Linked DNA regions of Homo sapiens: regions 2, 3 and 4 are each linked to region 1. The links are chromatin contacts, found by Hi-C or POLR2A ChIA-PET in ENCODE. All regions are on one chromosome and are shown on one strand. Each heading gives the region's core, a stretch centred on a gene start or an enhancer-like site at or near the end of the contact. The rest is flanking DNA. Distances are from core to core; before and after follow the strand shown.

Region 1 (5,379 bases), core at 1,971-4,470:
ATACCAGCAGGGAACAGCTACTACATCTGTTTCTGCTTCCTCATACGGCAGGCTTTACAACTTAAACATGGTCAGTCTGCACTCTGAATGTATTACCCATATATTTTAGGCAAATCTGTACTTTTCAAAATTTTATTTTTGAAAAGAAAGGTACAGTCTACAGAATCTTTCATTCCTGATTCGATCATACTCAACCCATTGGCCACCTGCTATTGTTGAAGTGGAATTCAATTGCAATATACTGAATTCAAAAAGTCAATATCCAGGTATTTTGATATTTTTATAATCTAAAGATCCAGTCTCTAGGTAACAATTAGAGAGGACCCAGAGACCCAGAGCTCCAATCAAGAAATATTGACCAGAAACTCAGAAGGGTGAGTTTCTCATCTTCTGTTTCCCCACTGACTCAATGAAAAATGTTACCTGGATACTACTGAAATTCCAAATAACTACATGCTGCACCACTAAGGACAGCAACTGCTTTTTTCCAGAATAATCAGGTTGTCATCAAAGTAGAAGGCTGCTGAAATGGACAGCAAGCAACACGCACACACACACACACAATATCACATATTTTGTTCAGAAAGACATAGGTCTGGGTTTTGGGTTCAGAAAGACCTATGCCAACACATTATTAGGTTTTTAGAAATATTCTATGGATCAATGAATAGAGAGAGAATTTATTCTTCTTGAGGAGTAGGTATTTAAGAAATTAGTAAGGATTAGGAAACTTTTAAAAACATCTCTTTGGACTTACTTTATATGGTTATATGAAACAATGAAATCATTTTTCTGTATAGGAGTCTAATCTCCTTGGGAGTAACATTTTACTACCTGGTTCTATTGCTTTGTAGTTGAGTGTGTATTAAGTCCGATATCTACATACAAGTAACAGGGACAAATGGGTTCCTTTTGTAAATACTCCCTGCCACAGTCTACATTTGTAATCAGACGATCAATATGGTTAACATGTGCCAACTTCACTGGAGAAGGGTGAGTGAGCCTGGTTGAGATCCATGATACAGGAGAAATAATGTGAAGAAGCTGTATGAATGGGGCCCATTGTTTGTCTGTATTTTAAATGTTCTCATTTTTCACAACATTTTATGGAGAGCTCTTAAAAGGCCTTTATTGATAGAGATAATCATTAAATGTCAGTTTAAAAAGAGGTGTTGTTGTTGTAAATGTAATCCAATCTGCTTTTGCACAGGGCCTTTTTATCCTCGTGTACTGAGGAGTACTTTGCCAACACAATCCTGTCACCAAAATCCAAGATGTCATTCATAGAGGCTTAGAGAACTCCTTTCTAGATTTAAATTTAGAGGCATGGGATATTTATTGGATTAAATAATTTATGTTTAAAAGTTGACATAAATTTTGTACATGACTTTCTTTCTCTGTGACAACTAGACCCTGAATATTTACTCATTAAGTGATCATGTGTTGAGCATCTACTATACACCAGGTGCAGTGCTCTGTAATGTGATAAAAAAGCTAAAGTCCTTACCTTCAAAAGACAGAAATAGGCATGCAAATAAGTGGATGACAATGCAGGGTGACAAGTGCAATGTAAGGAACCTGTGCAAGCTAGCGAGTTTGAATAGAGCATTGATTCTCAAAACCTGATCCCAGGACCAGCAGAATCAGCCTTATCTGGGAACTTGTTAGAAAGGCAAATTCTCACTGCAAAAAATAAATAAATAAATAAATAAATAAATAAAATAAAATGACATGCATGTAAGGTAATGCGTATATTAGTTAGCTTGATGTAGCCATTCCACAATGTGTACCTATATTAAAACATTGTTGTACACCATAAATAGATAAAATTTTTGTCTGTTTTAAATAAATTTTTTTAAAAAAGGAAATAATGTGAATACTAATAGTAAAAACATCAGCAAATCCCTTAAAAAACAAAAAACAACAACAAAAAAAACTTGGTATGCAACAAGATCCAAAAACATAAAAGTAAAACAAAACAAAACAAAACAAAACAAAAGAGAAAACAAAATAAGAAAGAAATACAAATTCTCCAGAGCTACTGAATTCTACACTCAGGGGGTGGACCCTGCAATCTGTGCCTTAACAAGCCCTCCAGCTGTTTCTGATGCCTGCTCAAGTCTGAAAACTGCTGGCCTTAAGCAGTGATTGGCAAACTCTGGTGCAGATTAGAATCACCTGGGGAGCACTTAAAACTCCCAGGGCTCAGGCCACATCCCAGACCAATTAAATGAAAAACACTGGAGGGAGATGAAGCGGTGATGTCTGCACCAGTTTTTAAAAGTCAAATAAGATATTTCCAGGAAGACACAGTAAGAAGGCATTTCTGGCAGAGGGAAGAGTCCACAAAGGCACAGAAGCATGAAACAGCTCTGTATTTTGGAGGTAAAATCAACACTATTACTGAAGCATAAAATTTAAAGGGGTGGCCAGGCATGGTGGCTCAAGCCTGTAATCCCAGCACTTTGGGGGGCCGAGGCAGGCGGATCACTTGAGGTCAGGAGTTCGAGACCAGCCTGGCTAACATGGCGAAACCCCGTCTCCACTAAAAATACAAAAAAAATTAGCCAGGCGTGGTGATGCGTGCTTGTAATCCCAGCTACTCGGGAGGCCGAGGCGGGAGAATTGCTTGACCCCAGGAAGTGGAGGTTGTAGGGAGGCGAGATTGTACCACTGCACTTCAGCCTGGGCGACAGAGTGAGACTCCGTATCAAAAAAAAAAAAGTTTAAAGGGGACAGTAGACAGAGGTCAGTTCACAAGGAGCCTCCAGGCTGCTACTGCGTGGAGGATGAATTGAATCTTACTTATAAATATATTTTGTCTGTTTTTTATTGGAAAACTGGCTTGGGTTCCATTTTGCTACCTACCCATCTTGCGTCCTGGTGTTGACTTTCCTATCAAAACCATTCCTCTGAGCTGAGGCTGTTTATAATTAAGATCAGTGATTATCTAGCACTCGACAAAACTCAGCCACTGCTGCTCTGAGCGGAAGGAGAGACAGACTTAGTAGCAGATAACTCAGAAAAGAGGATCTGAGACAAAGCAAAGGAGCTACAGAAAAGGAAATGGTTGCTTTAGCTTTTTATTCCACCCTCCCCCCGACAGCTGAATCAGGGAGCGACTCTGGAATAAGTGCATCTGCCCTTTAAGAAATCAAAGCCAGACTCAGGAAGTGGGTGGGAAGCCTTCTAAAGAGCCTCAGCTGCCGCGTGCCTTCTGTCTGCTGTGGGCCCAGCAGCTGCACAGACCCCTCTTGTTGGGAGACAAGACAGGGCTCTTTCTCTCCCGTGACCTCAGCCTCATCTCCAATCGTGGGGAAGAGAGAAACTGAAATTCTTCCTGTGACTGAACACATGAGAATGCAACAGTTACTTGGGGTAACAGGTTTCCTGTGGGTCCTGTGTGAAGAGTATGCATTCATTCCAGTGTCGGGGAGGGGAGAAGAATGAGGAGGAGGCAGGTGCGTTCCATTCTTTGATTTGTATAATACAAATATTTCCAGAGGACAAAGATGGGCAGAAGCTTTAAGCAACAGCCATCTTCCATCTCGACAGAGGGAACCATGGTGGTTGAACAAAGCACCTAGCACCCTCTGCCTGCCTCTCCTCCCTTCCACCTCCCCTTGAACATTTTTAGGTTTTCAAATGTAATAAAGAAGTCTACTGTTCCAATGGGATTCAAGGTCAGCTCTAACTAGGTGTTCACATTCATAGCCTGCTGACCAGATCAGAGGCAGTTTAATAAAGCAACTGTAAATCAGCTATGAAGATGGTGAACACCCCGGCCTGTACTAACTTTATGAGGTTCAAGTCTCTATTTTTGATACCCCATGAAATAGGGAGAAGTCGGGGATGCATGTGTTTTGGATAGATGAGTTAGCAAGTTGAGCCTGAGATTGTGGTGAGCAATTTAGGCACAACTTCAAGGTCAGCCTCGTTTGAAAGGGGAGGGGAGGCAGTTCTCTCCTGAGGGAATTTGTTAAGGAGCTCATCACTTGTTTCTGAATTGAGCTCTGTCGGCCATCTCAGCATCATCTGACACCTGCACACATCATATCATGTGATACACTTGGGAGAAAGGGCCAGGTCAATTTCCTCCTGGTGGGTGATTTGGTTTTCCTCTTCAGCTAATGTTTAATGTTTCTCTTTTGATTTGCATGTGGAAGCCTTACTCTATGCTAAGCTATGATAAGCACTTTACATGCCAATATGACAGCATAGTCCTTTAACCACGGGCTTTAGAATCACTCTGCCATGTTCAAACCTCAGCTTTAATCATGAAATATACCCAGGTAACAAACCTGCATGTATACCCACTGAATCTAAAAGTTGAAAAAAGTCTCTATGCTACATAAAACAAAAACAAAAACAAAAAAAATCTGAACTGTATCCCTTTGGACAAGTCACCTAATCCAGTCAAACCTGAGTTTTCTTAAATACTAAATAGGAATAGTGATAATAGTGCAGGTACTTGCCAGATTGGGTTAATATGAAGGTTCATAAATTTATTCATGTAACATTCCTACACATAGTATGTACTCAATAACGCTACATACTTTTATTATGAACCATCCTTTTCACAACCTTAGGAAGTATATACTCCTCTCCCTACATGCAAAACAAAACAAAACAAAAGAGAAATTTAGAGACTTTAAGATCTGGCTCAATGTCACAGAACTCGTATGTGGGAGATTCAGGTTTCAGACTCAATTCTTGGGATACAGTCCATGCTGTTAAACATTACACTAGACAGCCTCTACCGAACAATGACTTTTTATTACTTGACTGTTTAAATTCACCTCTCCTCTCCTTCTCAAAATGAGTACCAATTTGTCCTATGCGTAATTTATTCTCGAGCCTTAACGCTTGTTTTCTGCCCTTGTTTGATTCCTTTTCTCAGTTTGCAATTTCACTGTTAGGTTTCTGCATTGTACTCACAACATTTTTGAGTACTGCCTGTTATAAACTAGTCATTTTGCTTCCACATATTCATTCCTAAAGAGAAGACCATTTCTTAAGAAAAAATAGAATAAAGGAGGAACAGATTCTCAGATGTAATCATCATGGTGTGCAATGAATATCTGAGCACTTGCAGGGCCATTGCACTTTCAAATATTCCTTTTCTTGTCTGCATAACAAGGACTCAGCCACACTCTCCTAAAGACAGCTGGCTATAGTAGTCTGGGTGAAAAGCCTGACCATTAGATCTGTGCTTCATAATTCGACAGTGAGAGAACAAAAATGGTATATTTCAAGTTTCAGATATATGTGTGTGCATATGCATATAAATTACATATATTCATATATTTATGTGTGTATATATACACTCATATAATCATGTTGGAGTTTTAGAGATTTAGTTAAGCTCTTGTAGGCTGG
Region 2 (4,925 bases), core at 1,641-4,140, 370 kb after region 1:
TGTTGAAGCCCTAATTCCCAGTGTAATGATATTTGGATATGCAAGCCTTTAGGTAATTAGATTTAGGAGCCTTGAGGGTGGAGCTCTCATGGTGGAATTAGTGTCCTTATAAGTAGAGGAAAAAAACATCAGAGTGCTCGCTCTCTCCTTCTCTCTCCCCTGTGCCCTGCCTCCAGACCTCTGACTATGTGAAGATACGGTGGGAAGATGACTGACCGCAAGACAGGAAGAGAGCCCTCACCGAGGAACCAAATTGGCCAGTATCTTGATTTTGGATTTCTCAACCTCAAGAACCATGAGAAATGAATGTCTGCTGTTCAAGCCACCCAGTCAATGGTATTTTGTTATGGCAGCCCCAGCTGACCAAGAGAGCGCATATGAATTTAATGAGCATTGAGAAAAGCTAATGTTTTTCATTTTTTCCCTTAGAAGCATCTATCGATCTTCATTTGAAATTATGTGTCAGAAACTGCAATAATAGAAGTAAAGAGAATGGGCTAGGTAATGTAAGAATAGGGCTAAGGTTATGTAAGTGAGGGAGAGTTTCGAGAGAGGAATTTCAGTAGCCTTTAAAATTTTAAATAAAATACGCTCTATAAACCAAATGCATTAGTTAAGGAGCTGTGGGCATCAGTTTCTCCTTATAAAGATTGCATATACCTTTTAGTTAACATCTTGGACAAGTCAGGAATGATTCCTTTCCTCCAGGGTGTCCTGTGGAATGTCTACCTTGTCTCCCTCAACATAGAGGAACTATCGACCATTTTCCATTAAATAGCCTAGAATTAGGTGTGTTTCAGAATCACGTGTATATATGTACATGGTGGTTGGATGTGGGTGGATTCGGAAGGACTTGTTAAGATGCCCATGCCTGAATTCCTCCCAGATCCACTAAATCAGAATTGTCAGCTGTGGTGCCCAAATTACCTAAGTTAAAAACCACTCCAAGCGCTTCTGATACATACCAGACTTGACATCCATAGACCAATGTTCTCATTCATTGATACACATATTCAAGTTTACTACCTAGGCAGATCTTTCTATAGGTTATATATGTGAGTTTAAAAATGGGTACATTTAATTTTTATAAATGGAAGTCCATTTAAGACATTTTGGGCCAATGGTTTTGAGGAGAGCTCATTAGCATACCAGCTGAGCTGCCCCATTCCCTCATTGCACACCTTCCTTCTGCCTTTGCCATAGGTTGCTTAGTTTCTCAGTCTGCCTGTCTGGTCTGAGTTAGAAAGAAAAATGGGCATCTCACAGTTCCTAGCAATTTATTTTGCAAAAGAATGCAGTAGAGATTTCTATTTTAATGTAAAAAAATCCTTTGAGTAAATAGTTTTCCCTCTCTCCAATATATTTTCTTATTATTCTGTATATTTAATAATGGGATTATATGTTATAAACACATGCTTAGACATCCAAATATATGCACAGATGGAAAATATCAAGCTTGCAGGAAAGGTCCATCCCCCAAACACAATTTTAAGGGGTTTTGCCTTTGTTTTCTCTAAGGAATACAAAAGTCAGACTTGAAAAAAAGGAGGTTTAGGGAATTCTGTCACTATTTTCCTAATTTCCAGCAAATGCTAATTCTGATGTTGTTTTTTTGATTTTTAGTGGCCTTTAGAGAATTCTTGGGGTTGAGGGTGGGTAGGAAGCGGATTGAGGATGGGGGAGAGTTCCTATCTGATGTCTGACCAATGAATTGTTAGATAAACTAGTCATGTAGAAAACAGCTTGATTTATCTAAGAGAGATAATAGTGACTCCCAGGATCCAGCCTGCCCTGTAACAACCCAGAGGACTTCTTTCCTGAGGTTTACAGAATACACTGATTGGTCAATCAACTAGATGTAGTAAATATGTAAAAATTATATTCCAAAAATTTTGTAAAAATAGTAAAATAAGTACATATTTTTGGAAGAGTATGTGGGGAAAAAGTAATGCAGAGGAAAAAAAAGAAGGGAGAAAATATGGGCCAAGGTGCTGCTTTCAGAATCAGACACATGTGGATTAGATTCCAGTGTTAGTTGTTGTATGCCCTTGGGTAGTTATGTCACATTTCTAAGCCAATGTTGTCATCTGTTAAATGGGAACAATGTCTCCCTCACATGGCTATGGTAAGGGTTTGCTAAAGTATTTATTTTACAGTCTGTAAAAGGATTCAGAAAAATGCTTGATATACAGTAGCTGCTAACACAATACATCTGAGATAATAGTATTACATTGCTGGCAGCAGAGAGTGGTAGCCACTAAGTATATTTTTTTCTGGACATGCAGTCCTGACTTTGAACCCCTTTTGGTTTGAGGCAGAATTACTGCTATTGGCATTTCTAGCACTAAGTCTACATGATATTTTAAAGAATTTGTTGAGAGCTCTTAAATTATTACTATTATTATCAAGAAATAGATTTGTTATGTCTGTTTTCTTGATTTATTAACTGAAATTCTGTAATCCTTGCCTTAAGCTTACAAGCGTTCTTAGTTTGATTTTTAAAATACCCTCAGAAACCATTAATGTTCACAAGAAATAAGAAATCTTTGCAATAATATTTCATTGTATCATCGTACTTTTTCTTTCCTGAAAAACCAATGAAGAATGGCAGTTTTATAGGTAAAACAGTAGTTAGCCTTTATATGGATGACATTTTCCCAAAAGCCTAGAAAAATTTCACATTTGCAGAAAAATACTCTGTTCCCATATTAAATCTGATTAAAATTCAAATCTATATTAACATCTCATAACTTTTTGAAAAAAGTGAATGCCACACTTAATGGAAAATGCTCACTGTCTGTCCTCACTGCTTTTGTGGGCTTCCTAGCAAGGCTGTACTGGGATCCAGGAGGGCTGGATCACAGCTACATCCTTGTTAAAACAGTCAACCGGCATGAATGTTGGCCTTTAGTTTTTCCTTCCTTTCCCCTCTCCCATCCCTACATTGTTTCAGCTGCCAGCTCCCTAATATTTTTTTCTGAAGCAAGGGAAAGGAAAGGGCAAAAATGACTTAGAAAGAATAACATTTCTTTCTATGGACTTAAATAGAACATTCAACGCAAAACATCCTGTGTTTTCTTTTAGTTGATGACACATTGACTGTAGGAATGAATGAACTAAAAACCAGGGCTTGATTTTCAAATGGGGGTTATTTTAGTTGCATACTACCTGATCAAGAGAAAGTTGTTCAACTATTTTAAATTATAACCTGTTGGTTTCTCCTCTGTACTCCTGATCTCCTTATCTTGCTGTGCGTTTCTTTTCTCCATTTTACATATCACCTTCTAACATGTGTTTATTATGTTTTTTGTTTATTTTCCCACTCTCCTGGCCATGATGGAAGTCCATGAGAGCAAGCATCTTTGTCCGTTTGGCTCACTGTTGGATTCCCTGTTTTAAAAATATCACCCGGCCCAGCGTAGGTGCTCAATAAATATTTGCAGCATGAATTAATGAAATAGTTTCTTTCTCAGTGTCTTTTTCTATACAATTATGCAGAATATAACTGGTACAAATATGGTACAAAAACATCTTATAAATGTGCGCTTATACCTAGTAGATACATTTGAAAGTACAGCTCTGCTGGGAGTGTACATATCTTAGTTGGTGAAGAAGAGATAATAAAAGAGTTAGATTAAAAAAAAAGCACTTTGTCACTCTCTATTCTCTTATTTACTCTGCTTTATTTTTCTTTGAACCCTGAATCTTAATACCCAACATAATATATTTATTTGCTGATTGTCTACTTCCCCATACTAGAATGTAAGCTTTTTAAGGACAGGATCTTGTGTGTTTTGCTCACTACTATAGCCCCATTCCTTGGACTCATGCCTGATACAGAGTAAGCACCCAATACATATTTATTGAATGAATAAATGTATGTTTGAATGAGTGTGTTTGTTTCAGACTGTATTCATGTCTGGCTCTTGCTCTATATACAGACTCTTTGGAATGATCGTTCACTAAGAGCTTGGTACTGTTGAGGTGGATGATGGGTGGGGAGATAAAGGGAAGAAAATGACCAAGATTATACTAGTATTTTTAAATTTTTTTATTAATTGTGAAAAAGATGTCTCAATCATTATATATGTAGTATAGTGTGAGCCTAGGGACGGTGGTTTGGGTCCTGAAACATCCACCTATTTTCAGAATGAACTAAAATAATTTCTTAGTTTCTTGATGTCACATTTTCATTATTTGTAAAATTAAAACAATGTTACCTTACCCAGGGCTATAATGGGAGAATAGAGAGGCACTGACACATCGAAGTTGGTCAGTAAATATTAGCTATCATCATCATCATCATCATCATCATTATCAACATCATCATCCAAGGGTTGGTGAACTATAGCTGGTGGGCCAAATCTCTCCTGTGGTCTGCTTTTATAAATAAAGTTTTACTGAACACAGTGTATTAATTTTCTTATTGTCTCTGGCTGCTTTTACATTACAACAACAGAATTGAGTCATGCCTTGCAAATCCTAAAATATTTGCCCTCTCATCCTTGATAGAAAAAGTTTGGAAACCTTCATCTAGAAAGTGGTCTAGCAAAGTGTGGTCCATGGATGAGTTTGATCTGCAAACTGCTTGTTATTGGTTCATGACAAGGTGAGTACAGAAACTGTGAATAATTATTTAGAAACTTATATAACAATTTAAGAATGCTAGTGACTTCTAAGTGCATTATTTTGACATCTAAGTGCATGATTTTGGTTTATACAAAAGTGTTGATTTGTGACTGATTGGAAATTTAAGAAAAAGAAAACCTGGCCTTTTCCACTGGAATAGAGTCGGGTGTTTTGTAATGGGATTTTGTTGTATTGGTGACTTAGTAAGACATATTCACGTGGCTTCAGATGGAAACATCTGGGGGCCCATCAGGTGGGAGTGACAAACATGTCCTGAGATTGCAATTGACCTGGGA
Region 3 (5,195 bases), core at 306-2,805, 490 kb after region 1:
CATCCTGTGGACCATCATCTCTTTGTCTCTGAGAAGCCCCCAACAGACCAGATTCTGTTTCTTATGTGACACAGGTCGTATTTTGCCTTGCAGTTATTTTTTCTGTGCAAATCCTATTCCACTTATTTGAGATAGGAAACATGCCCTACTCATCTTCTTATTGTCCATTACAGCTTTCAGAGGCTCTGAAAAATAAATATTTGTTAACTTAAATAAATTCCAGAAGCATTCTAATGAAAAACAGTATGTGTATTAACCCAGTAGCTATTTACTGAGTGGCTACTATGTTGTAAGCATAATTATATCCTAGTTCAAAGTGACTTGAGCATGAATATTATGAGTTTCTGCTTTCAACTCATTTATATGCTATTAAGAGAAATAGAGAGAGGAAGGAAGGGAGAGAAAGAACAGGGTATGGTGGAAATCTAGAGCAGGGAGGAATAAACTTTGCCTGGGGCAATTGGTCAAGTCTTCCAGGAGAGGAAGAGTTGATCTGGGTTCTGAAGGATGGGTAATACTCAACAGGCAGTTAATGGGAGTGTAAATTACTTCAACCATTGAAAAAATTAGCATGGTGATTCCTCAAAGAGCTAAAAACAGAACTACCATTTGACCCAGTAATCCCATTACTGGCTATATATCCAGAGGAATATAAATCATTCTGCCTTGAAGACCCATGCACGTGAATGTTCATTGCAGCACTATTGACAATAGCAAAGGCATGGGATCAGCCTAAATGCCCATCAGTGACAGATTGGATAAAGAAAATGTGATACATATACACCATTGAATACTATGCAGCCATAAAAACGAATGAGATCATGTCTTTTGCAGGAACATGAATGGAGCTGGAGGCCATTATCCTTAGCAAACTAATGCAGGAACAGAAAATCAAATACCATATGTTTCACTTATAAGTAGGAGCTAAATGATGAGAACTCATGGACGTACAAAGAAGGAAACAACAGACACTGAGGCCTACTTGCGGGTTGAGGGTGAGAGGTGGGAGAAGAGCAGAGAAAATAACTATTGCATACTAGGCTTAGTATCTGGGTGAGAAAATAATCTGCAAAACAAACTCCTGTGACACAAGTTTACCTATATAACAAACCTGCACATGTACTCCTGAACCTAAAATAAAAGTTAAAAAATAATCAAATGGCAGAAAAGATAATAAGGACATTACAGGCAAAGTGAGTAGTTCTTGCAGAACAAAATTTATGGAAGGAATGTTTTAATTAGGAAACTAAGAAAAGTTCAGAGTGACTGGAACATTGAGAGAAATAGGGAGAGAAGGGGCATATTCATTTTTGACTGCTGCATAATGAGTGATCACAAACTTGGTAGCTCAAAACAACACTGTATTAGTTAGGGTTTTCTAGAGGGACAGAACTAACGAGAGAGAGAGAGAGAGATAGATAGATAAAGGGGAGTTTATTAAGTATTAACTCACACTATCACAAGGTCCTACAATAGGCATCTGTAAGCTGAGGAGCAAGGAGAGCCAGTCCAAGTCCCAAAACAAGAACCTGGAGTCCAGTGTTTGAGGGCAGGAAGCATCCAGCATGGGAGAAAGATGTAGGCTGGGAGGCTAGGCCAGTCTTTTCACGTTTTTCTGCCTGCTTTATATTCCAGCTGGGCTGGTGGCTGATTAGATGGTGTCCACTCAGATTAAGGGCGGGTCTGCCTTTCTCAGCCCACTGACTCAAATGTTAATCTCCTTTGGCAACACCCTGATAGACACACCCAGGATCAATACTTTGCATCCTTCAGTCCAATCTAGTTGACACTCAGTATTAATCATCACAAACACGTAGGTATTATCTGAAGACTTTTATGGGTCTGGGTATGGGTTAACTGGGTCCTCTGTTCATAGTCTCATTGGGCTGAAATCATGGAGTTGGCTGGGGTTATAATCTCGTTTGAGGCTCAGGGACCTCTTTCAAGCTCACATGGTGATTGGCAGAATTCAGTTATCTGAAGCTGTGCAATTGGGAAAATTATTTCTAACTAGCTGTTAACTGGAGACCCCTCTAAGTCCTAGAAGTCACCCACACAGCCCCTCCATAGGCCCTGTCAGAACATGCCAGTTTGCTTCATTCTGAGGCCAACAGAAGAGCTTCCCTATCCCATTTCCGCTTCCCTTAAAGCACTCATCTGATTAGGTCATGCCCACCCAGGATCATCCCCCCTTTTGATGAACTCAAAGTCACATGATTAGTAGTCAGTGATATCCCACCATATTCACTTACTCTGCCCACATTCAAGGGGAGGACATTATAACAGGTTGGGGACTCCAGGAGTCAGAATCTTAGAGCTCTTTCTATCACAATCGAAGTAGGAAAAAGCTGAAGGAATCCAAAATTTGAACTTTCTGTAGGCCCTGTCACTATCCATCTAGTTTTGAGTCCCTTCATTGATATACACTTTTATCTATAAAACCTTCATAGAGATGGTCTCAGTCTAAATAAATAATATAACTAACAGAATTCTGCACACTGCTTTGCACATATATCTATGGTATGAAGTTTCTTCATACCAAAGCCACTCTGAGGAATTCACACTATTCTTCAGGGTGAAGAATGGAAAGTTTGTTAACATTGTTAAGAAGGGAGGGAACATGATCAGATTTGCTTTTTGCACTGGGCCAGGATGATGAGCAATCTGGCCTCAAACTCACTACTAATTTGTATTTTAATTACCCTAATACAACACATGACTAAGAATTTGATAATACTTAGTTTTTATGATGGAAAATTTTGAACATATCAAAATAAACAGAATGATATATTTCCCCATGTCCTGACCTTGGTTTTGGTAGTTATCAACTATCAATGTCATGTTTGTTTCACCTTTCCTCTTTTCCCATTTTCTCCTATTTTATTAATATTTGTTTCTTTAGTTGTTTTTGAGGCAAGATTTATATATATTCAATTACTGTACAATTTTGACCAATGCATACACTCATGTAACCCACACACCTATCAAGATAAAAAGTATTTTTTATTACTTTTATTACTCAGAAAGTTTTCCCATATCTCTTCCAAGTCAACCCCTCCCACTCTGCTAAGAGGCAGCCACTGTTTTTGTTTTCTGGTTTTTGTTTTTTGCCACTCTTAGAACTTTATATAAATGGAGTCATACAGCATGCATTCTTTTGTGTCTGGCTTTTTTTCACAGCATAATGTCTGGGACAAGCATTTATGCCATTGAGTGTATTCACAGTTTATTCCTTTGTATTGTCAAGTAGTAGTCCATTAAAAGAATATGTCACTGTTTTTCCATTATTTTCATACCTGGGCTGTTTCCAGTTTTGGGCTATTACAAACAAAGCTACTATTTCCATTCTTATAGATGTCTTTCTGTGGACATCTATTTTTATTTTCCTTAAGTAAATATATAGGAGTTTGCTGAATTAAAGGGCATACATACTATATCTAAATTTATTAGGAACTGTAAAAATTTCTTTCAAAGTGTTTGTAACATTTTACACTCCCATCAGCAATGTATGAGAGTTACAGTTGCTCTGCATCCTCACCAACACTTGTTGTTGCTAGTTTTAATTGCAGCCATTCTGATGGGTGTATATTAGTGTCACATTGTGGTTTTAATTTATATTTCCATTATGACTGATGGCATTGAATAATTACATTTAGATGTGGAATAATACTGCTGAAGAGCCTCAGTTTTCGTATTAGACCAACCCTGGTTCAAATCCCTGCTTTGCTTCTTACCCATCAAGATTCTTGACTTCTTTCTAAAATATATATCCATATAGCAGCTACCCAGCTACCCAAATTTTGCACACACACACACACACACACACACACACACACACACGAACAGCAATCCCCAACCTTTCTGGCACCAGGGATTGATTTACCTGGAAGACAATTTTTCCATGGATGGGGCAGAGGGAAGCATGGTTTTGGAATGAAACTGTTCCACCTCCGATCATCAGGCATTAGATTCTCATATTGAGTGCAATATAGATCCCTTGCATGTGCACTTCACAGTAGGATTCATGCTCCTTTGAGAGTCTAATGCCCCTGCTGATCTGACAGGAGGCCAAGCTCATGTGGTAATGTTGACTTGCCAGTCACTCACCTCCTGCTGTGCAGCCGGGTTCCTAACAGTCCATAGACTGGTACAAGTCCATTGTACTAGAATATATAAATACTATATATATTTTAGTGCATATATAAATAGAACATATATTTATAAGTATATATAATTCTTTAAAAAAAAATTTTTTTTTTGAGACAGAGTCTCGCTCTTGCTGCCCAGGCTGGAGTGCAGTGGTGCGATCTCAGCTCACTGCAACCTCTGCCCCCTGGGTTCAAGTTATTCTCCTGCCTCAGCCTCTCTCTGCCAGGCTGGTCTCGAACTCTTGACCTCAAGTGATCTGCCCCCCCCTTGGCCTCCCAAAGTCCTGGGATTACAGGCATGAGCCATCATGCCTGGCTTATATATAATTCTAGTATCTGCTACATGGATTGTGTGGTAAAGGTTAAGCAAGAAAATACGCATAAATTTCTTAGGAAAGTATGTGGCCCAACAAATAGTAGTTTTACTACTCATTGAAGACTTTCATGAATTATACTTATTGACACACAAATAGGCAGGTAGATTACTTATTGTTATTTTCAGATGGAGGGAATTAAAGGGGAGAACCTCTTGTACTCAGAGAGGTCACAATCCTAAGCACTCCTTACTCACCTCAAGATATAGCATAACCAAGCCTGTCTCTACCCTTGATGACTTCTTGCCACAGCAATCTGAATGCCCTTGACTGCTTGGACTTGGCTACTCAGTTCAGCCTGTTTCCCCTACGATGAACTGACATAGATTCCAAGGCTACAGCTTCCTTTGTATCTTTTCCCCAATGTTGCTTCACAGAAACACACACTGCCTATGCCATCCACTTCTGTTTTTTCTCTTCCCCATCCTCCAGTTCCCTCTTTTCATGATTTGTAATACAGGCCCTTTAAAAGAGTTTTTAAAATGTCAGGCAAAGGCAGGCAAATGTGATTCTTAGAAGTAGTGTCCATTTTGGAAGTGGGAGTGAGGGAGGCAGAAGCCTTTGTTGGGGTGGGTTGGGGGTGTGTGAATGGGAGAACAAGTCTTTCTTCCTCAAATAGTTTTGGCTAAATTCACTAAGCATTAAGGAGGGGCGAGGGTAATGTGCTTCTCCC
Region 4 (5,237 bases), core at 971-3,470, 300 kb after region 1:
AACATATACATATATGGAGATTATAGATACACACATAGATTAAATATATACCATATATATGGATACACATATGATACATGTATATCTCTACATGTGTAAGGTATATACATATATATTTTTATATATATATATCTGGTATATACATATAGAGATATACACACCATACCTATGGAAATATATATATGGGGGGTGTGTGTGTGTGCACGCATATAGTAAACATATATATATATACACACACACACCATATGTATGGATGTATGGATATATATGATATACATATGTGTATCTATAATCTCCATATATGTATGTGTTTATCTTCAATACATACATATAGTCCGGGCATGGCATGGCGGCTCATACCTGTAATCCCAGCACTCTGGGAGGCTAAGGCGGGTGGATCACTTGAGGCCAAGAGTTCAAGACCAGCCTGGCCAACACGGTGAAACCCCGTCTCTACTAAAAATACAAAAATTAGCTGAACATGGTGGCACATGACTGTAATCACAGCTATTTGAGAGGCTGAAGCATGAGAATCGCTTGAACCCAGGAAGCAAAGGTTGCATTGAGCCGAGATTGTGCCACTGCACTCGGCTGGGACAACAGAATGACACTCTGTCTCAAAAAGAAAAAAAATGTATAGATATATATCTATGTATACACTTCCATATACATACATGTATGTGTGTATACATACATTCATATATATATGTGTGTATATACAATTATTGATCCTCTATTTAGTTTCACTGACTTCTGCTACTACTTATGGGCTCCACCAGCTATTTGATTCAGGAGTCTAAGAGAGACTTGAATTGGTTGTGGAGGGGAAGAAAACTCTGAGCAATTATAGATTCTAAATTAACCTTAGCTTCCAAATTCTCTCTTTCAAATATTTTGATCCTGTGACATTATACTCATCCTCAAAGTGAGCCACAGTCTTTTCCAGTGGATGCATCTCTTGTATCACTTAACATGACTAGCCATTAGAGAAGTTTCTTTGTGTTCAGTTAGATACTAGAGACTCCATGCATCTCATGACCATGCACTCTTTCTGTAGTAAGTAGCTAGAGAAAGCAGCAGGGTAGTATGTTGCTTATCAGAGAAGTTAATATATCCATCTTCTCTCCCCTCATTTCTTTTGCTCAAATGAAATTTGGTATTTTGATAACTAAGACACAATTTTACTTATATCTATATTTTGATAACTGGACACACTTTTACTTACATCTATACTAAAATTTGAATATCAGTTATGGGGATTTGCTAGCAATTATGCCAACAAAATAGTAGAATGACATCCATGCATATCAAAAAAGCACAACTGACATATTTAGAAACATCTCCTATTAATCCAGGTTCATTTCAACCTGAATTCTATTTAAAGTCATGAAAAAAAAGCAAGACACAACAATTATTTAATCCGAAATGTGATGTACAGTAATGATTCTCTTTCATCCTAGGACAACACATTTCATACGTGTAAGTGACTAAAGGGCAATGACTCTTTATGGATTTTCCCTTTGGTGACCTTTACAAAAAGTCTAAGGTAAAGTTCTAACTCAGTTCATTCTACCTCCCCCTCACTGCTCTAAAAGAAGTATTGGGGAGGTGTCATTTCTACAAATCAAGTTCTGACTCAGTGCCAAAAAATTTTTAAGGAACAGAATTCTATATGCAGATTGCCTAGCCCAAGACAACTTTATAGTCACCAGGACATTTTTTTTGGAGGTGGGAGGGTGCAGTTCTCTGTTAAATTTTATTATTACATAAAACATAGCCTCTTCTCTTTTTTTTTCTGTACTTGAAAAAGCAGAAACTTTTTGTCATCACATAAACTTATGGAGTCATAGAATCTTAGGATTGTAAGGGACATTATAATGTAGTCAACATTAGAAATCAGCTACTTTAAACTCTTGCTAAATGCTCCCACTCCCCAACTCTGCTGTATTTTTTTTTCCTTTAGCTGAGAATTGATTTAAGGGAATGCAAGATTCTGTGAATGCCTGAACTCTGTTTCATGTCCTACTTCTGTCTTCCTCTGCAATTTGTTTAAATGACTTTGCCAGGAGGACTTTCCAGAGGTGGGGTTTTGTTCTTGAACTCATGTGAGAACACATTCGTGCCCTACATTCTGAGGGGAGGTGATCTCGGCGGGGATTTTTTTGCTCATGGAAGAAAAATATATGAGCGCATTTTTTTCTACTGGGCACAGCTGGTAGTTCCCTACTGACTGGTGTTTGTTTTGAAGTCACGTGGCAAAGGGGGTTTCTGCCAATGTTTACTCATTACACATTCAAATATGACACCCTGACGCCCATTCACAGTAGAACTTCAATGTTGCTATCCAATTCTCTTGCCAGAAACGGAAAGTTTATTCCCAGAGTGAAAGTTGCTCTCTTCGCAAATGCAGAGGGTTTAGTGCTCAACAGTGATAGTTGAGAATTGTTGGTTTTTAAATATTAAATTTATTGAATTATTTAATTTTTACATGATTTAAGTGGACTGCTTGGCTCATTATACCTAAAATAATTCTTAGTCAGTACCGCATTTATTAAAGAATAACTTTATGCTACAAGGAAGGGAGGCTGACAACCACTTTATACATTACTACCCTGATATAACTGAAATAATTTTATGCCTATTTGGGGCCCCTCCCTGTGAAAGGATGATACACACCTGCCATATTGCATGTGGGCAATGCTGTGACTTGCTTTGGCCAATGAAATAAGGGTGAAAGCCACTTTCTATCAGAAGCCCTAGAAGCCAGTGTGAGGTCCATCAATTGCACTTTTCACACTGCCACATTACTGGCAATGATCCAGATAGAGGCTGTTCTGTCCGCTAAGTCCTGGAGTAAACACAAAGCAGACCAAACCCACAGCAGACAAGGAACATGAACAAGAAATCAATCTTTATTATAGTGAGCTCCTGAGATCTGAAGGCCATTTATTACTGCAATACAATCTAATACAACCTAGCTCATTCTGACCAATGAAGATTGTACATTGGAAAGAGCAGAAAGATCCTAAGATAAATCCTGGTTCTGCCATTAAATAATGATGTGAACTTGGACATTTGGAAAGTACCAATGACTTTGACAACTTGAACCTCAGTTTCCTCTTGTGAGAAATGGACATAATAACCATTCCCTTCCTGATCATACAGAATGGTATGGGGCTAAAATCTCATCATTTATGTTGTAAATAGTACACTGGAAAGAACTATTGCCTATATAAAAGTAAGGCACTAAAATTATAATTTCCTTTTTTAGTGAGTCGCGTGTACTGATCTTCACCTCTTTTCAACTTTCTAGTAAATAGATGTTCTGAAGTGTATCCTCGTTATAAAGTTTTAGAAGTAATCAAACACAGATAGTCATACTTTCCCGAGAATGGCACTCCTGACTATAGTGGACCATTCTTTTTTAAAAATCTAGCTTTGAGATGAATGGATACACGTGGAGTGCTGCTGAGACATATGGACACTTGCCTGGCCAGGCCAATCTGCCCGATTATCTTTTCTGAGCCATGAGCATATCATGTTCTGGCCAAACTGCTTTTGCATTCTGAAAGAACATTGTAACAGACAGAGAATACTGTTATTTATTTTACCAGGAAGAATTAGATAGTGAAAAGAGCATTAGCTTTAGAAACAGGCAGACTCAGCCCATAGTAGTCACTCAATAAATATTTGTTGAATAAATAAACAATCAGTTCAAATCTCACCAACGATTTCTAACTGTGTGGTCTTGTGCAAGATATTTAACCTCTCTGAGTGTCAATTTTATTATAATTCCTACCTTAAAAAGCTTTTTTTCTTTAAAGATTAAGGAAATGGTAGATGTACAAGGTCTATCAAAGTACCTAGTACAGATTGAATAAATGTGAACCTTTAGTTAATTAGCCATGTTCTTTTCTGGAGTGGGTGACCAATTTATAGAAAAAAAAGTGGGCTTTAGGGCTTGTTTGCAGGGCTTCATTGGTGAATGAAGTCTCTAGATTCCTTCTGAAAAAATCAATAGCATTTTGACAAGACTATACCTTCTTTGCCACAGAAGCAATACTATGTAAGTGCACCCGAGGAAAGCATTTCAAATGCTTTTGATGCACAAAAGCTTCAAGGACTCTGCCTTTGAAAAGTTTTCCTAACAAAAGGAACCACACAGCCTCCCACTGCCTGGTTTCTAGATTGGTTTTCCATCTCCTCTCAACCATACTGCCTTTATCTCTCAGTTCCTGTATCTGCCTCTTTAATATACTTGCAGGTGCTTGAAAGACCCTTCTGCAGGTGTTTCTTAGTATCAAACTTAGGAATTTATATGAGCAACAAAAAGATAGATGGCAAACTTTTAACTGATCTGCATCAACAAAGGAAGAAGAGAAGAAGCATTGGCCGGAAGCCTATTATATACATGCTGCTTTTCCAGATATTTATCATTTCATTTAATCCTCACAGCAGCTCTGCGAGATACATGACTTTATTTATTTATTTTTGCTGTGGTGATTTTAAAATGAGGATAACAAAATACAAAGAAGTTTAGGAATTTGTTCAAGGTCACATAACTAGTAAGTGGCATAGCTAGGAGTTGAATGCCAGTCTGTTTTTTTTCCAAAACCATGTTCTTTTCCTCACATTACCCTTCCTCACTGTTTACGGACTATTCACTACCTCAATGCATGATGCAACAAAGACGTCTGACAGCTTGCTGTGTTGTGGAGAGAGCCTTCAGAGCCAGGGGACCTGGGTTCTTGCACTGATAATGTCATTTACTAATTATGTGGCCTTGGGCAGATTACTTATCATCTCTGAGCTGCAAGTGCTTCATTAGTAAAAAGAGAAAAATTACCTCTTTCAAGGCAATGTCATTGTGAGGACGAGAGACAGTATATGTAGAGTGCCTGGCATAGGGTAGACATTCAATTAATGGAAGTTACTGATATTATTATTATTGTTACCCTTAATAAAGAATCCCTGAATAGGATGACGAATTCTACATAGCTGTACCTAATAAGTGTCCAATGGGTGAAACAGATATGAGTATTTGAAAGGAGGTGCAAGCAGGGAGATTGTTTTCTTGTTAGAGTAAAGTAACTGGGACAAGACTGAAACTTAATCACTAGACACTGTAAAGTCCACCAGGGCAGAGATTGGGCCTGCATTTCTTTTTCTTAGCATTGTCTTTCTAGGACCTAGGACAATGGGTAGCAAGCACAAAGTAGGTGTTCAATAAGAGTGTG

What was found. A loop is a pair of places that touch in the nucleus more often than their neighbours do. ChIA-PET counts read pairs that join two places held with the same protein, here RNA polymerase II (POLR2A). Pooled maps may share reads with other maps.
Region 2: a loop to region 1 is called in a map of naive thymus-derived CD4-positive, alpha-beta T cell, with 2.5 times the contacts of the local background. The contact joins the enhancer-like site here to the promoter of LINC02391 in region 1. A Hi-C loop is called at or near these places in 1 of 168 maps with a recorded cell type or tissue (naive thymus-derived CD4-positive, alpha-beta T cell) and 7 of 50 pooled maps. POLR2A ChIA-PET finds 5 or more read pairs at or near these places in 2 of 52 experiments (CD4-positive, alpha-beta memory T cell and activated naive CD4-positive, alpha-beta T cell).
Region 3: a loop to region 1 is called in a map of naive thymus-derived CD4-positive, alpha-beta T cell, with 2.5 times the contacts of the local background. The contact joins the promoter of LINC02404 here to the promoter of LINC02391 in region 1. A Hi-C loop is called at or near these places in 2 of 168 maps with a recorded cell type or tissue (CD4-positive, alpha-beta memory T cell and naive thymus-derived CD4-positive, alpha-beta T cell) and 8 of 50 pooled maps. POLR2A ChIA-PET finds 5 or more read pairs at or near these places in 1 of 52 experiments (naive thymus-derived CD4-positive, alpha-beta T cell).
Region 4: a loop to region 1 is called in a map with no recorded cell type, with 4 times the contacts of the local background. The contact joins the enhancer-like site here to the promoter of LINC02391 in region 1. A Hi-C loop is called at or near these places in 2 of 37 single-sample maps with no recorded cell type and 4 of 50 pooled maps. POLR2A ChIA-PET finds 5 or more read pairs at or near these places in 3 of 52 experiments (CD4-positive, alpha-beta memory T cell, activated naive CD4-positive, alpha-beta T cell and naive thymus-derived CD4-positive, alpha-beta T cell).

The regions. Positions count from the first base shown.
Region 1 is chr12:92,361,673-92,367,051 of GRCh38, reverse strand. LINC02391 (long intergenic non-protein coding RNA 2391) reads left to right here and starts at 3,220. Exons shown (of 5, transcript XR_007063404.1): 1 at 3,220-3,461. The region is part of intron 1 of LOC105369902 (a long non-coding RNA gene); the gene reads right to left. RefSeq lists enhancers at 3,618-3,667, 4,148-4,237.
Region 2 is chr12:91,988,781-91,993,705 of GRCh38, reverse strand. LINC01619 (long intergenic non-protein coding RNA 1619) reads left to right here. Exons shown (of 5, transcript NR_132341.1): 2 at 177-336; 3 at 4,513-4,609. Among named protein-coding and RNA genes, the nearest start is that of LINC02404, 120 kb to the right of the region's middle. Within about 2 kb of position 2,890, at least 2 of the 41 ENCODE cell types and tissues checked have a DNase peak (open chromatin) inside an H3K27ac peak, as active enhancers do.
Region 3 is chr12:91,871,663-91,876,857 of GRCh38, reverse strand. LINC02404 (long intergenic non-protein coding RNA 2404) reads right to left here and starts at 1,555. Exons shown (of 3, transcript XR_945201.2): 1 at 1,454-1,555.
Region 4 is chr12:92,062,219-92,067,455 of GRCh38, reverse strand. All of the region lies in intron 1 of LINC01619 (long intergenic non-protein coding RNA 1619), which reads left to right. Among named protein-coding and RNA genes, the nearest start is that of LINC01619, 78 kb to the left of the region's middle. Within about 2 kb of position 2,220, at least 10 of the 41 ENCODE cell types and tissues checked have a DNase peak (open chromatin) inside an H3K27ac peak, as active enhancers do.